2 separate regions of the Mus musculus genome follow, and region 2 is linked to region 1. A link is a loop called in an ENCODE intact Hi-C map of the cell type or tissue named here. Cell type or tissue: heart. All regions are shown on one strand.

Region 1 (8,000 bases):
CAGAAGCCAATTTGAGTCAGTTAGCTTGGAGAAGAGTTTGAGCCAGAACAGTTGAGTTGAACCAGCCAGTCAGAGCTCAGAAAGAGAAAATGTGAATTTATTCATCAATAAGTCTCAGATGCTAAAACATTCTAGGCCAAGATAAGTAGACGAAGGCTGAAAGCTGAAGTCTTTAAGGTCCTGGCTTGCAGAAGGTTAATATAGCTTGCCAGGACAAATTAAGGATTTAACATAGGGAATATACGTGCATATAGAAAAAACTCCGGACAAAAAATTCATCCTCACTGAATTAAAACTACTCAAGCAAAGGCTTTGTCTCAACATTTCTAAAATTATTATTATTATAGATTTAGTTCCCCAAAGTAAAAAGGGAAAAAGTTTGGTAGTACTACCACACATGTGACAAGTATTCTTAAAACATCACTAAGAATAGCACATTATAAGAGATCAGAGCACTGTAGGAAATAAACAAGTTTAAATTTGTTCATCAATTCACTTGATCCTGTACAGAAATTTCTTTCTTGCCTATTCCTATTACAAAAAAATATGCTTTTAGAAATGATCTTTTTAAATGTATTAAATTCTGTTGTTGATATTTGGGCTGTATACCACATTTGTTCTCAGCATTTTGATCTGTCTGTTACAAGGGATGTTTCTTTCACGATGGATGAGAACTATACTTACCTGTGGGTATAAGGACATATATTAAGGATATAGATAAACCATATGCAAGAAACAACACAGCTCCATAGCAAATGCCTTGGAATCTATCTCCTACACCAATCAGAGACTGATTACAAATTTTCTTTTATTTCACTACTTACCATGTGTAAGTTTTTATTATCATATTCACCAAAGAAGTAGTTGAACATAGTCCTATGCAAATTATTTTGAATCTATACTTTCCCAATCTAAGCACAGTAGTCCTCAAGAAGTTATTTTAGAAAGCATTTTCAGAAAATGCTGTTGGAGACTTTTAAAACCCCAGTATTTATTTCTTAGCTAGATGCAGATTTCAGGATAGTTTTTCTTATATTTAAAAAGGAAATTCCCTATGAATCAGACAGACATGTGTGTATGGAATCTTCAATCCCCAGAGGACAGATAGTTAAATCATTCTTCCAACCTGCCTCGCTTTAGGCTTGCTGGGTGGCATGTCCCAGAGCTCATCGCTTTGCTTCAATGGCAGGGGTAGGAAGCCCTCAGGCTCACTAACCCCATCGCATATCAACACATCGCCATGGTAGCCTTTGTCTCCCTGTCACAGTCCCTCTGCAATGACTCAGCCATTCATTCTCCTGAATCAATATTGAAACTCTTGACATCTGTTACTTGAGGTGTGTGTATGGGATGTAGGAGGGGAGACTACCAAATCCTTTACTCCTAACATCAAGTTATAGTGAGGCCATGGTTATGGTTTCTGCTTCTGTTTCTCTTTGAGGAAAGACTATACTATAAAGTTTTCACTCTGCATAATTACCTTGAACTCAGTTTGGATTTCCATTCTTGGCAATATAATAACAACCAATTACAGTTTCCAAAAACCTTATATGTGCTGCAGGAAATTTAAAAAGTGCTGAATTTAAATAGTTAATCACCTTGGCAGTAGCTTGTATAGGAATATGGAGATGGGGTGGAACTATAACTATTTTGAAAAGTAATAAAATCTCTAAATCTTTGGTGTATAAATATTAAAATTCCATTTTATATACATAGTCCATCTTGAAATATAAGTAGCAAGAGCCAGAATAAGCATGTTAAATAGTATTTCCATCAGGCATCACCGTTCAACAAATATCAAATTATAAAATGGACCCTCCTGTTTTAAAATACAATTTTTTTTTGTTTTGTTTTTTTGAGACAGGGTTTCTCTGTATAGCCCTGGCTGTCCTGGAACTCACTTTTGTAGACCAGGCTGGCCTCAAACTCAGAAATCTGCCTGCCTCTGCTTCCCAAGTGCTGGGATTAAAGGCATGAGCCACCACCACCCTGCTCAATTTTCTTTAAAAAATATTTATAATCATGTGTTTCTGATATGATGAATCACAAAATGAGTCTAGTTTTCAATCAAGCACTTACTGAGTACTTTTCTCTTTGGACTAAATTCAGAGCAGAAAGCATCCCTACTGTGTGAAGAGGTGACTGTGAGTTAAGAATAAGTGCACACCTGCCTCATGAGACCCTCAAGAGCCTTTGCTTTTGTTTCCTATGTAGAGAGCCGGGCTACAGTAAAGGAGGACACACCTCACTTCATTCTTTCTCAGTTGCATTTCCTTCCAGAACGAGCCAGCTCACAGGGCAAGTTCAAGCTCAGGCCCATCTGATCTGCACAGGGCACTGCTGTAATTAAACTGTCCTCAGCATGCTACACCAGATAACCCAATAAAATCATCAGTGCCGGGTACCACAAAGCTCTCCCAGAACCCCTGCTCTCTTCCAAGGATTTCTCCAATCTGAGGTAATGTTTATTTTACCAGTGACTCAAAGCAAACAAAGCCCCTGGAAACAAGGATCCCACTGTCTATTCACATCCGGGTGGGAAAACCAAACCCCCAAACAAGGAAGGTTTGGCTGATGGTATGTGGGCATCATGCAGCGCTTCGCAAAGTTTGTGTTTTACGTGTGGGTGCCTAGTTCTTGTAACACAGAGATGAGTTTTGGGGTGTTCCACTGTTCAATTCGTATTGAAACACATGCAAAGCACCACTCAGCAAGCTCTGCTATGCTGTCTGCAGATGGTAGGAGTCAGATAGTATCAGGAAACAGACACTAGATTTACCTTATTTTTTTCTTAAAAAAAAAAAAAAAAAAAAAAAAAAAAAAGCTTAACGGTCTGAGAAAATAAAAAGATGATTAATGCTGTGCTGAAAGACGACTGTGCAGACAAGGACACAGCCTGGGCTGGCCCTCGGCAGTCCCTGGGAGTCCCAAACAAACCGGAACTCCCCCATGCTCATGGCTATTCTCTTTTTCCCTCCACTTTATACTTTGTTCTTCCAAAGTGAGAAAGAGAATTGTGAGTATTCTCTATAAGAAGTGCTGAAGTAGCTAACTTCTGATGATTATAAAATCACTGGTGGCCACTAGTTCAAAAGAAAATCTTTCCCAAATAAAACCAATTATGAGCAGACTTCAACTGTGTCCCTTCATCCACTGCCAAATGCAGTATCAATAGGATGGAATGTGAAGGCTGCCGCTTTGAGGGATCTGAAAGGCACTGAAAGTATTCATCTTTTTGTGGTGGCTCTGCCCCCATGCAGAACAGAAGAAAAGAAAGGGGAATTATACAGCATCAAGTTGAATTGTGCAAGTGGAGAGCAGGAGAGGAAAATTATAACCAGATGCGTGTGTGGATGGTTTATTTTCCTATTTTCCAGTGAGCTCAACAAGACAACCCGCGCCCTCTACTGGCAGTGTGAGGTAACTGAAAACTGTGGGAAAAATAATAAAATTGAAAAGTATTACAGTAAAGAGATACTACTATAATAATGACATTAAAACAACATTAGGCCGAGTCTTGAAACATATTTTACTGTGATAAATATTCACAAAAATGTCAAAAATTGCCAAATAGTAACAATTCCATGTGGGTCAAATTACTACGTCCCTTTTTTACTGAAAGAAGTGATGGTCTGTTCTGTTCTTTGTCATTGTCACTCAGTAGGAAAAAATATGCTTGGTAAATTATCTTATTTACCTTATTTTATTTAAATGTCAAAAGCACATGAATTAGTTAATATCTCTGCATTCTACTGGGTAAGGAAAATTTACTCAGATGCCGAGCTCTTGCCTTGGCCATGATAAGCTTTCCACACTGAAATGTTTACATTTATAATCTTTACATCACATAAGCCTTTCTATACATAAAACGATGATAGAAGAATACTGCGTGTGCAAAGAAGATGAAAAGTGTGCTGGCTTCTCAAAATGGCAATGCCAATGGAGCCCCAGGCTTCTTGTCTTTAATAGTTTGGAGCCCCAAGGCAGATATTGTGGGCACCGTGTGAGAAGCAGGATCAAAGAGCGAGATTAGAGGCTGCTGGAGCTGAACTGGATGAAGTGACTCTAGGAAGAGCCTGGGTGCATCTGATCTCCAAACTCTAATCAGAAACGTCTAGTGTCCTCTGAGACCAGGGAAAGCCCAGTGCTGCAAATAGAACGTAAAATCAGTTAGAAGCTGACTGAAAGTAGAGACTGTGGAAGGGAGAGAAGAATGCTGGAATGGGAAGATGGGCTAAGTCTACCGATCTGGCAGAGAAAAATAAATGTGACACTGTTTCCTGTACAACCAAGTTTAAAGACAGTGGCTTGAGCAGAGTAAAAGGTGGACACGCATTATCTCTGTTCCAGAGCTCAGCAGCCCCAAGCAGTGCTGATATCCAAATAGCTGTGCATACACAGATAGCTACAGTTGTGCCATATTACAAGGGGGGAGGAGGATTGGGGTAACAATATTGAAGAAATTCCAGGCTGTCCGTGGTAATCTACTCCACCCAATAACTAGAAGTGTTCAGTGTAACTCACACAAGAAAATACAACTAAATTAAAATTAAAATTAAAAGAAGCCACTTAGTACTGGATCCTCTCCCAGGAACAGAATGATCCCGGGACTCTTCCTAAATTGGAGTCAAGGATCAGAGGCATTGTGGAACGTTACAGAAGTTTCTTGCTCGCAGTCAAGTGTAAGTCTAACCTAAAGGAGACAACTCAAAACCTTAGTGGCCAGATTATTACATTAACTCAATTTTGATCTTTCTCACCAAATGATTTATGACATCACTGTCCTTTCCTGTGATAACATGAGCGTTTGGGAAGGTGCCCTCTTTCACATTCATCTCCTTTAAAATAAATTAAGATGTATTTGGGTGTATGAATCGTTTTGCGGAGTGTGTATGTATGTATGTATGTATGTATGTATGTATGTATGTATGTATGTATGTGTTGCACACGCATGCCTAGTGCCCAGAGGTCAGAAGAGGGCACTGGATCCCCTGGAACAGGCACTGTGATGTTTCAGAGCCACCATGTGACCACTGGGAACTGAAGCCAGCTCCTTTGCAAGAGCAGCAAATACATTCAACTGCCTACGCTCTGGCTTCAATCCCTGTAGACATCTTTTCTTTTCATTTTATTTTACTTTTCTTGTTTTGTTTTGTTTTTTAGTTGGTTGTTTGGGGGTTTTTGTTTGTTTGTTTTTTGTTTTTGTTTTGTTTTTGCTTTTGTTTTGAGACAATGTCTCTCTATGGAGCCTTGGCTATCCTGGAACTCACTATGTGGACCAGACTGGTCTTGAACTCACAGAGATCCATGCACTTGCCTCCACCTCCAGGATTCTGGGAATAAAGGTGTGCCTTCCACTCCCAGCCCTTTGCTTTCTTTTCCACATTCATTTTTCATTAAAACGTGATTCCATTTCTCAGACAGTAAAAAGCAAAGCTTAACCTCCTCTTTAATCTCCATCAGTTAATTCCTTGCCTGCTTGGACTTTTTCCAGATTGTAAGCCTGAAAGAGGGCAGAGACCGGGTAATTCTTTCTCATACTCCACTTCTTCCTCTATCTCTTACATTCTTTCCATCTCCTCTCCACAGCAGCCCCAGGCTTTGGAGGGAGACGTCCCATCTATGACTGAGCGTTCAGTGGTCACTTACTTTCCGCACTGGACCAGCTTGCGTCTCTGCACTCACCACTGCACACCGGAAACTTCCCAGAGCAAATGTGAGATGATGCAAGGCTATACACTGTGAAAGACCCTCCTCCAGCAGTGATGTACTTCCTCCTGCCAGCCCATGTGTCCACAACCTTCCCAAACAGCGCCCCCCAACTGGGAACAAGTATTAAAAGACCTGAGCCTAAGGAAGACTGGTTTTCTTTTGTTCAACCCTTACGTTGTTCTTCCTGTCATGTCTTCTGTGATAGCCCCTCGGCGTACTTAGTTATTAGTCACTAATGTGATCGGGAGTACTTTTTCCTGATTCTGCCTTTTTTTGTTTGTTTGTTTGTTTTGTTTTGTTTTGTTTTGTTTTTTGTTTTTCGAGACAGAGACAGAGTTTCTCTGTATAGCCTTGGCTGTCCTGGAGCTCACTTTGTAGACCAGGCTGGCCTCGAACTCAGAAATCTGCCTGCCTCTGCCTCCCGAGTGCTGGGATTAAAGGCGTGCGCCACCACGCCCAGCTTCCTGATTATGCTTTATGATGCAACATTTATACTCACAACTGACTAATATTACCAGAAAGCCTTCTGAACCCAACGACCTCCATAGTACCTTGGCTTGCTTAGCACTCAGGGGGCACTTTACAGCACAGCTCAGTAGGTAGCTGTCAATGCTCCTCCTTAAGATGCCATTGCGTTCCTAAAACCCAAAGATGTAAGTAACATCTATCTATCAATATGAATAATCATAAAACTTACAGTTTAGGGCATTTACAAATACATATTTATTAAGTAAAATACCCAGTTCACGTAAGGAGAAATAATGTATTTTTAGAAAAATGCATTACTGAGAAAAAAATCTTTAGTGAAATCAGTGGTATCATTTGCCATTTTAAAAAGGTCTTAAATATCTGTGTAATAGAGAATACCTATGAACTGTGTTATGGAGAATACCTATGATCTGTGTTATAGAGAATACCTATGTTTATGTTTTATTGTACTAACATACATACCACCCAAAAGTCACCATTTTAAAATGTGCAGATTTAGTGATATGGACCATGTTCACAATACTGCCCAGTCATCACTGGTTTCTAGTTCAAAACATTGCCACCATCCCAACATGGCAACCGATTTCTAGTCCTCCTTCTCTCTAGCCCTTGACAACAGCTCACTGTTTTGTCTCTCAAAATTTAATTGCCAATGCTAAGACGATGTCATGGGGGAAAAAAAAACCAGTTAAAAGGATTTCAGAGCCAGCACAAGAGTGGAGGGTTACAAAAGCTGTCTTCTGGGACTGACATGGCAGTTATAGTCATGATCTCTCAGCACTTGTGAGTACATGCACAAGATGTGTAGAAGACTGGGCTGGTCACCATTCACTTATTCAATTGGGAGTCAGCAGAGGAGAGGCTCATGAGATCTCACCTCCCTCAGAATCTACAGGTAGTTAGCTGTTGGCTGCTAAGTGACAGACATTTCTTTCAGTGAGATAGCCAATGATAAGACGCCTATGATTGTCCTGTAAACAACTCATTACCTGTGTTCCTGTACACAACACTAATTAAACTCAATATCACACACACACACACACACACACACACACACACACTGTAAAAGCAGAAGGATGACTGAGAAAAGGAGGGGAATCAGCAGGAGTGACAGGGACGAGAAAGAGTAATGGAGAATAAATATAATCAAAATAGATTATGTGCACATGTGAGAACATCATGGTGAAATCCATCTTCATGTATAATTAATCAATGCAAATTAAAACATAACTGTTTGTTACAGATGGATTATTGCATGGACAGATCATTGCTTTCAGTTGTATACTCACCAATAACCCCAGTTCAAAGGTCTCACAGATGGCTCTGATAAAATGAAATTGGTCATAAGACAAAACCAAAGGTCATAATTCTTAGAATGTGACCAGTAGGGATCATGGGTGTGGGACATTTCCCAGGAGTAAGGAGATACACAAGGGTGTGGGAGAGAGGAATCAGAATACAAAAACAAACAAACAAAAAAAAAAAAACAATGGCATTGAGATCTTAACAAGGATCATATTGAATTAGCACCTTTTAAAAGTAATGCCTGTCTCATGATATTTAATCCTTGTCAACCTACTGTCTTTCCATTTACTGAGAAATCATCTAGTTTCCTTCAGTGTTATTGTGTACCGTTTTACTGCACACGTCTTGAACTGACCACGTTCCTGAGCACTTGATTATTTTGATGCTGTTAAAAGTCGAGCTACTTTCCTAGTGTCTCTTACAAATTGCTCGTATTGGTGTAAAGAAATACAGAGGCTCCTCTCCTACTCAGGGTTTCTGTGCTTTAGTGATAA
Region 2 (8,000 bases), 200 kb before region 1:
GTTTATTTACATGAAAATTTAACATTAAAGTTTCTAAAAATCTTTCAAAATAAGTATATAACTCAGTAATTATTTTTGTTGTATATTTGAATGAAAAGAATATCTGTAAAATACAAATAATTACTCATGCCACAAGTGCTCCTCCAGACCACAAACTTTTAAATGGAAAAAAAATACTAGTAATCTTCAATTCGAAGGAGAAACAAAGGGTTTAGGGGGATTTCACAAACTGACACAATTGTTGGTTAGAACAAACATGTGAACTTTATCTCTTAGCCAACACACCATCCCAAGAGCACCTTAAGCAGGCTACGCCAACAAACACAGGCTGTGGTTTTTAAAAAGCAGTTGCTTACATGGAAACCTTCTGTGAGAAATAAGGCCATGGCAAATATAATGACTTACAAATGTCACCAAGGGTTTAAGCAGGGAGGTTTCCTGTTAGAGCCAATGAGATAATAGAAAACATCTCAGCCCTCATGATGAAGAAGGTGGGCAGTGTTGCCCACTGTACCAACGTTAACTAAAAGAGCACGCCAGGGTTCTTTAACAGAACACAAAGGCACACACGCCTCTTAGCTTTGCTGTAAACCGTAACAGCCTCAAGTCAGCAAATTCTTTAGCATAAAATTTCTCTGTTCTCCTGAGCACACAGGTGATGCGTGTAAACGGATACTCCTTCAGGAAAATCAAATCAACGTCATACCTTGATATCTCCAGAGGTGCCTTTGGACCTTGTGACGAGGAAGGACACGAGCAGGGGTCCATCCGACGGAGGTGGCTCTGAGAACCTTCTCTTAGATAAAGACTCGGGAGCAAAATGAATAACTCCATTCGGATCCCCAAACTTCTGTATCTAACAAACATTAACAGGACGTGAGCAGAGGATCAAATAATCCTAACGGAAAAAGCAGGAACAGACTAACCTAGGGGTAAGCAGGAGAAATCCGCCATATAAGTGGTACTTGGATACAATCTGCCACTCCACTTGAGGGGAAAAGAAACATCTTCCTGCTAGACTCACTGTTGTCCAGCTCAAACCCATTCTTACCCTCAAAGAGAGAAGCAATTAGAAAACTGTAACTTATAGAAGGTGAAGGGTTACTTTGTTTCATGCCTGTGCCTTTGAGTCACCCCGTGCTTCAAACCTTCAGCCAGGTGGCTCCATTTAGATGCTCCCTAAGATAGAGAACAGACAAAGACCAAACAGCCCTATGGCAACGGCTGTTGCTTTGGATGAGGAGGACAAAACCGAGGGCTCTGCGCGTGCTCAGCAAGGGTTCCAGCACTGAACATTACTCGCCAGCCCCTGTGCTGTCTAATGTTGTGTAGCAAATAGGCAAAGATAGGATATTAAGCTGTCTGGTGAAACACCACTTTAGATATATCTGCCAAGGAACTTGTAGATAGGTTTAACTTTTTGAATCAGTTGTTTCTAAAGAAAACATAGTGCCCTCAACAAGGTGGGCGGATTTCATCCAATCAACTAAGACTAAGGAGTAAAGCAACTTTGAAAAGAAAGAAGATTGCAACTTAGAAGCCATGCCTGGGCTTCCTGTTCCTGCCACAGGGAATACCAAGACCTCTGCAGCAACTCTTCCCTGTTCTGGTCAACTGGTCAACTGGGTCTCTCTCTCTCTCTCTCTCTCTCTCTCTCTCTCTCTCTCTCTCTCTCTCTCCCTTCCTCCTCCTACCCTCTTCCTACCTTCCTTCCCTCCCTCCTCCCATACATGTTATATATGCACATGTGTGCTTTTGTGTGTGTGTGTGCGTGTACATATGTGCACGTGCATGAGTGTGTGTGTGTGTGTGTGTTTCCCTTTGGTTCTTTTCCTCAGGAAAACACTAACAGATCCAGACCCCAAACAACACTATTTTTCAAATCAAAATATATTATTTCTCGTACTGTTTTTATCCCCTTCTCTGGACTGGGTAACTCATATGAAAGACACTGAACTCGGGTCAGATATAGCACTGTATCACTGAGCCAATTAACAAGAACCTTCAGTCTGACTCATAAGAAGCTAATTTTTTAAAAAGTTGATGACAAACTTCTACGTTTACCATGAGATAAAAAATTACTACTCTTCTCTAGTAATATCAAATATTCTCCATACACCAAATTTTCTCTAAGATTATAAAATAAGTACTTTAACATTCTATTAAAATTTTAAGAATTGTTAATATTGAGGCTGCTATGTAATTAATATAAAAATGAGAATGTTTGATTCATAGGGATTATTAAAACTTCATGTTCTTGTGTGTTTTGAGACAGGATCTCCTGTACACCAGACTGCCTCAAACCCTCTATGTAGCAGAGGTTAACCCTGAATTTCTGATTCTCCTGCCTCCACTTCCTCCGTGTCGGGTACACTGCAGGTGAATATTGCCAAACAGTGTTGTTTGGGGAACCCTGGGTTTCATGCGCAAGCAGTGCCCCAACTGAACCACGCCCCCAGCCTCTGAACCACGCCCCCAGCCTCTGAACCACACCCCCAGCGCCTTCTTAAGTTTTAGTATTTTCTATTCAGCATTATAATGTCTCAAGCAGTAGAAATAACTTTCTGACAAGTCCGTTAAATCTGAAATCTTGCAGTGAATGTGTTCAGACTTACTGTTAGCGTAACAGCTTTAGCTCTGGGATCTAACTTCGCTTCTCTCAAAGGCTTGAGCTGAACAATAAAAGTCTCCTCAGCTTCAGTTTCTTCGTGAGGACAAACTCTGAGGATGATGCTTCTCACACCACCTTCTCCGTCTCCAAAAGAGACTGTCCCACTCACTGGGTCTGCAAAGTCTCCATTGTGTGGCGGTAACGGTTCCTCAGCATCGGGCCCTACCACCTCCCAGCTCACCTGCGTGGCGTATCACATTTTAGTAAAGAGCAATCTTAAGCGAAGGACTTTTGCAGTACATGCACTATTAAAGTACAGAAACATGAAACTATTCTAGAATATACCAGGCTATTCCTGGCTTATCTATGCTGAAAATAATATTTTTAATTAAAAAAAATGAAAAATAGTACCTAGTTATTTGTAATCGTCACAGGACAAGAAAACTATTTAAATATTTATATGTTACAAACATACAAACATTGATAAAGTTTATGAGTTCAACACTGTCTAGCCATGTGCTTGGATTCCAGCAATTAGAGCATAGTAGAATACGACATTCTGTGGTGTGCGTTTTTCTCTAAATATACTTAAATTCCCACTGTAAAAATGAGTGCAAATGTAATGTTCATACATTTGATCAGGAACTAAAGTTTGGATTAAAACAAGCCGAGCTTTGGGTTTCTATAGCTCTAGTGTGTGTGGTTTTCATATCACGTGGGGAAAGCCATTCCTCCCTCTCGGCATGCCTCTTCTTTCTCGTTCCCAGGCTTCTTCCCCTCTCCTTCCACCCCAGCCTTCTTTCTTCAGACCCCTACAAGGCAGGAGCCCCAGACTCAGCTCTGCTCTCGTCACAGCTCCAGGAGTACTTACGCTCTCATGGTTGTGATGGCTTCCTACACGCAAGCGCCTGCTCTACCTGTCATCCCTGCTCATCTGACAACAGGCAAAGCTCAGACTAAGTGAGCCTTCCATGGGCTTGTCTAACAGGACACCACATTAACATGTACAAAGCAGAATTCTTAAGTATTTACCCCAGCTATGAAATTCATAAGACTAGCACCACATTCCAGCAGTTTCTAGGAGCCACCCAAAATTTGTCTATTCTTCAGCCTCCATCTCTTTTCTTACTCGTTCATTGATCCATTCTATGTGTGTTTTGCTGCATGTACACCCATATGCCAGAAGAGGACATAAGATGTCAGAAAAGGTTATGGCTGCTGAGAATTGAACTCAGGACCTCCTTTGAGCTGAGCCATCTCACCAGCTTCAGCCTCCATCTTTAACCCAACCAGCTGTCCCCTCTTTAACCACATCTTGTCCCCTCTGCTCCCACTCATAACAGAGTGAGGGACCACAGCCTTCCAACCATCCTTCCTGCTGTGCACTGCTCCACCGACTCTTGACAATCCATCTTTCACAGGGCAGGCATGGGTGAGCTACAGATGTGAAAACGGTGATATACTCTCTGGCTAAGTCTCCCTTGATGGCATGCTCTTTGAACTCATGGTAACATCTCAAACTGCATCAGTCCTGGGTCCTATGTGCCCTCTGTGCTCTCTGGTCCTCTCATGTCGGTTTTAAGCCCGCTATTCTGTAGAGTTCTCCTAACAACAGGTCAGGCTTATTTCTCTGCAGGATCTATTCTTCCTTTCTCCTAAGTCATCACACCATTGGGCAACCCAGGCAACCCAGGCTGTATATCCCAAAGTTACAAGCAGAGTTTATAGAACTCATGCTTTTTTGAAAAAAAAAATATGGTCTACTACTATTCAATTTTATTCTGCTCACATCATTTTCAAATATGTTCATCGAGCTCAGAAGCCACTTAACATTTACAAAGTAGTTAGTAGTAAATACTATAATCAAACACATCTGGGGAGTTGAAAGTCCAACATTATATATGATATTTCAAAATTTCTTCTAACATCACCAGAATAATAACACTACCTGAATCTCTCCCAGGAGTCCTCCGGTCCGCTCCAGCACCAAGTGTAAAGCCATTGTGGAACTGGGGTTAGGAAGAGAAATTTTGCTTTGGTTGAGAAATCGTATGATGCCAAAGGGAGAGTCACTTTTGGCAATGGTGATTTTGCTCACTAGGTGGCGCCCAAGGATCGCTCCTCCCGTAGCTCCAATGAGCAGAATTTCAAACTGCTTCTCAAATTCACTGCATGGCAAGAAGGAGCAATCTGTGAGTCTAAACATATTAAAATGCTTGTAAAATCCAAATAGCTAGTCATTTTTCCAAATTGGCCATACATATTCAAGGCCCAGCAGGCACACACCAGGAGGAGGGTGCTCAGTCAAAAGCAGACGCAACACGAAGCCCTCGCAACCCACTTCTTGACTTTAGAAGGTGGGCTGGGAAGCACTGCCACATCCTAACCATTCTGGTCCCTGTGAGGAACAGAACCGTTCTCCTTTATGGGAAAACCGAGGTTTCCATCCTCAGGGCCAGCTCCTTTGCTGGTATTCCCCTGTCTCTCTCAAGTGCTGCTTCTCAGCAGGAACATGCATCTTCGGTGTAAGTTAGGTCACAGTACCTATGCTCTCTGTGTGTGCACTGTTTCTGTAGGACTAACCTTCCATTGTCATCGATGATGGAGACATTTATAAAGCTTAGGTTCTGTCCATGCTGAAAGGTGACCGAGCTGCCATGCAGTACGTAGCCTCCTGGAACTGCAGAGAAACCCCGGGAGCTGAAATCAGCTGACACGTGGCCATACGTTCCATGAAGCCTCAGGACAGGGAGTGTGATCACGCCGGCATCTTCCTCCACTGTGAAAGGAATGTGAGGTTAGGCGAGTTACTAGGAAAAGCGAATGACATTGACACGATTCAGCCAGACTAGACTACGCAATTAAAGACAAGGATCCAGTGCACACTCTTCTGTTTTTCATGTTTTGTTGGTCTTATGTCTTTATGAAAAATATAGCTTACCATAGGCTGAAATTTAGAGGGAACAATTTTTAAAAATGAATGTAGCCTATGCAATCATTAGTACAGGCTTTCCTCCTCTTCATGATATGCACAAATAAAATAAAAGCATCTCTACAAACTGAAAATATTCTGAACTGCTTTAGACATTTAGCTGAAATACATATAAGTGCATACAAAGGACCCTTATAATATTTCTATCATATGATATTTTTCATTTATATTGTGTGTGTGTGTGTATGTGTGTCTGTTTGTATCTGTGTCTGTGTGTGTGCTTGTGTGCACCTGTGTGGAGCTCAGAGGACAGCTTACTGGCATCATGTCCCTTCTCCTACCAGTTGGCGTCCAGGATTGATTTCAGCTTGTCAGGCTTGGCAGCAAACACAGTTACTCACTGGTCTTTCTCAACTGCACTTGTATCAGTATTTTTAAGTCTCTCTATATAAACTATTATATTTTCTGGCCCTAAAAAATATATCAAAAAACATCAACATCAATGCTTGATTTCAATTTAAAAATTCAAATTTAAATCTTAAATTAAAAAGGTATCCATTACCAAAACGTCCTCTCAGAAACAGTGAATTAATGAGAAATGGGTAAATGGAGAAAAAGTCCTATTATTTCTCGATGTAAAAATGCAGCATCCGTTTACCAGAAATGAGCTGAAATTCACAAAATCGCTTATGTGATAAGCCATGGCTTATCCAAAGGCCTTAGGAAGTGTACAGGAGAGTCTTGTTGAACTTTCAGGATAGCTAGACGAAGAACCTGGGTAGAGGCACTAAAGCCAATAAATCATTTGCGAAAACAAGGTATCATGTTTACTTTTAAATTATACTTATAGTCTACCTTTGAATAAAGGCATATCCTAGGAAGGTAGCCATCTCTTTCTGCTGGGAAAGAAATGTAACCACATATTGTGTGTCCTGATTTTATGGTAAAGGGGAATTGTAACATTGGGCAAGCCTGAGAAGAGCTGAAGACAAGATCAAGTGCCCAGATACTACCTGCAGAAGAGTTAAATGTTCATTTCCAGGGTGGTTATTCACTACAGGGTAAATAAACACTATATAAACATTAAATTTACATACATTTTTCTTTAAAATATATTTTAGATTTATTTAATTTTTATTCATGTGTATGGATCTTTGAATATGTAAACTGCCCAGAAGCCAGAAGAGGGCATCAGGTCCCCAGGAGCTGGAATCCAGCAGTGTGAGTCAGTCATCCAGGTTTGCAAGAGCAGTGTGCTGTTTGCTTTCTGTCGCACTGACACAACCTGGACATATCTGGGAAGAGAAGCTTTTTGAGAAGATGGCTCCATAAGATTGGCCTTAGGCAAGTCTGTGGGGCATTGTCTTGATTAGTGATATGTGTCTGAGCGTCCCCAGCATGTAAGCGTTGTCACCCCTGGGCAGGTGGTCCCAGATTATATAAGAAGGCAAACTGAGCAAAACCGGGAGGAGCAAACCCGCTGCTTTGGGCTTGCTCCTCCACCACTTCTGGGTACGTAAGCAACGCTCCTCCACGGCTTCTGGGTCAGTTCCTGACTCTGGGTTCCTACCTTGAACTCCCTCCGGCTCTGACTTCAGGATGGCAGGCTCTAAGTTATAAGATGAAATAAGCAAACCCTTTCCACCCCATGCTGCTCCTGGCCACGATGCTTTATCTCTGTAATAGAAATCTAACTAAGACAACACCAAACAGCAACTACTCTTAACTACTGAGCCGTTTCTCTAGCCCCTTAACAATGCTTTAAACAGACATACTTTAATAATCTTTAAGGTTTATTTTTTTTATTTATTACGTATTTTCCTCAATTACATTTCCAATGCTATCCCAAAACGTCATTTTTTTCCTAAGCCAAGTAGCAATTTGTCTTTGTAAAACATAAAGAGATTCAAGGTTACCTAAAAGTAACTGAAAATATATTTTTAAATGTAAACATACAAACACAGGGGAATTTTTTTGCCATCACACCAAAACAATTTGCATATAAGAATCCTAATTCCTTTGCCATTGAGAAAATGTTGTGATAGTTCAGAGACGCCAACTAAGCTCACCTGAGATGTCAGTATACTTTGGATCAAATTCAATGATGCCTTCTGCATTATCATTTTTCATTATTATGATTCGAACAATGGAGATGTTCCCAATTTCAGGAGGTTGATCTATCTGAAGTCCATTCTCTTGGATGGTAAAATCATATCCTCTTGCAAAGGAAACAGAGATTAAAGCACAACAAACCAAAATAACAAAACATACATGGGTAGTATGAACATAAAATTCTTTTCAGCTCCTGCATCTTAGTTCTCTTGCACTGACTCTGCTATACAACTGCATAGTGAGCCCACAGCCTCATGCATGCTTAGAGAATGCTGTTCCTCGATCCTGGAATTGTCTTAGACAGCCATAATACTAAGGCTGCCGTGTGTGAAATGATGTTTAAAA

The links. Peaks named below come from ENCODE experiments on the same cell type or tissue, not always from the same donor. Only the 100,000 strongest peaks of a DNase experiment are listed, where the experiment ranks them.
Region 2: it touches region 1 in a loop (16-fold over the local background); 32 of 42 quality-filtered maps call a loop at or near these places.

What each region holds. Positions count from the first base shown.
Region 1 is chr13:81,638,559-81,646,558 of GRCm38, forward strand. No RefSeq gene overlaps it. Among named protein-coding and RNA genes, the nearest start is that of Adgrv1, 9.4 kb to the left of the region's middle. In heart, a CTCF peak has its summit at 3,405 (motif pointing left); no DNase peak of the experiment used is centred here; H3K4me3 peaks cover 219 bases; H3K27ac peaks cover 458 bases.
Region 2 is chr13:81,434,854-81,442,853 of GRCm38, forward strand. It overlaps Adgrv1 (adhesion G protein-coupled receptor V1), which reads right to left. Exons shown (of 90, transcript NM_054053.4): 65 at 7,613-7,761; 66 at 5,195-5,390; 67 at 4,560-4,779; 68 at 2,616-2,852; 69 at 707-856. Among named protein-coding and RNA genes, the nearest start is that of Adgrv1, 190 kb to the right of the region's middle. In heart, CTCF peaks have their summits at 4,711 (motif pointing right) and 6,716 (motif pointing right); no DNase peak of the experiment used is centred here; H3K27me3 peaks cover 485 bases.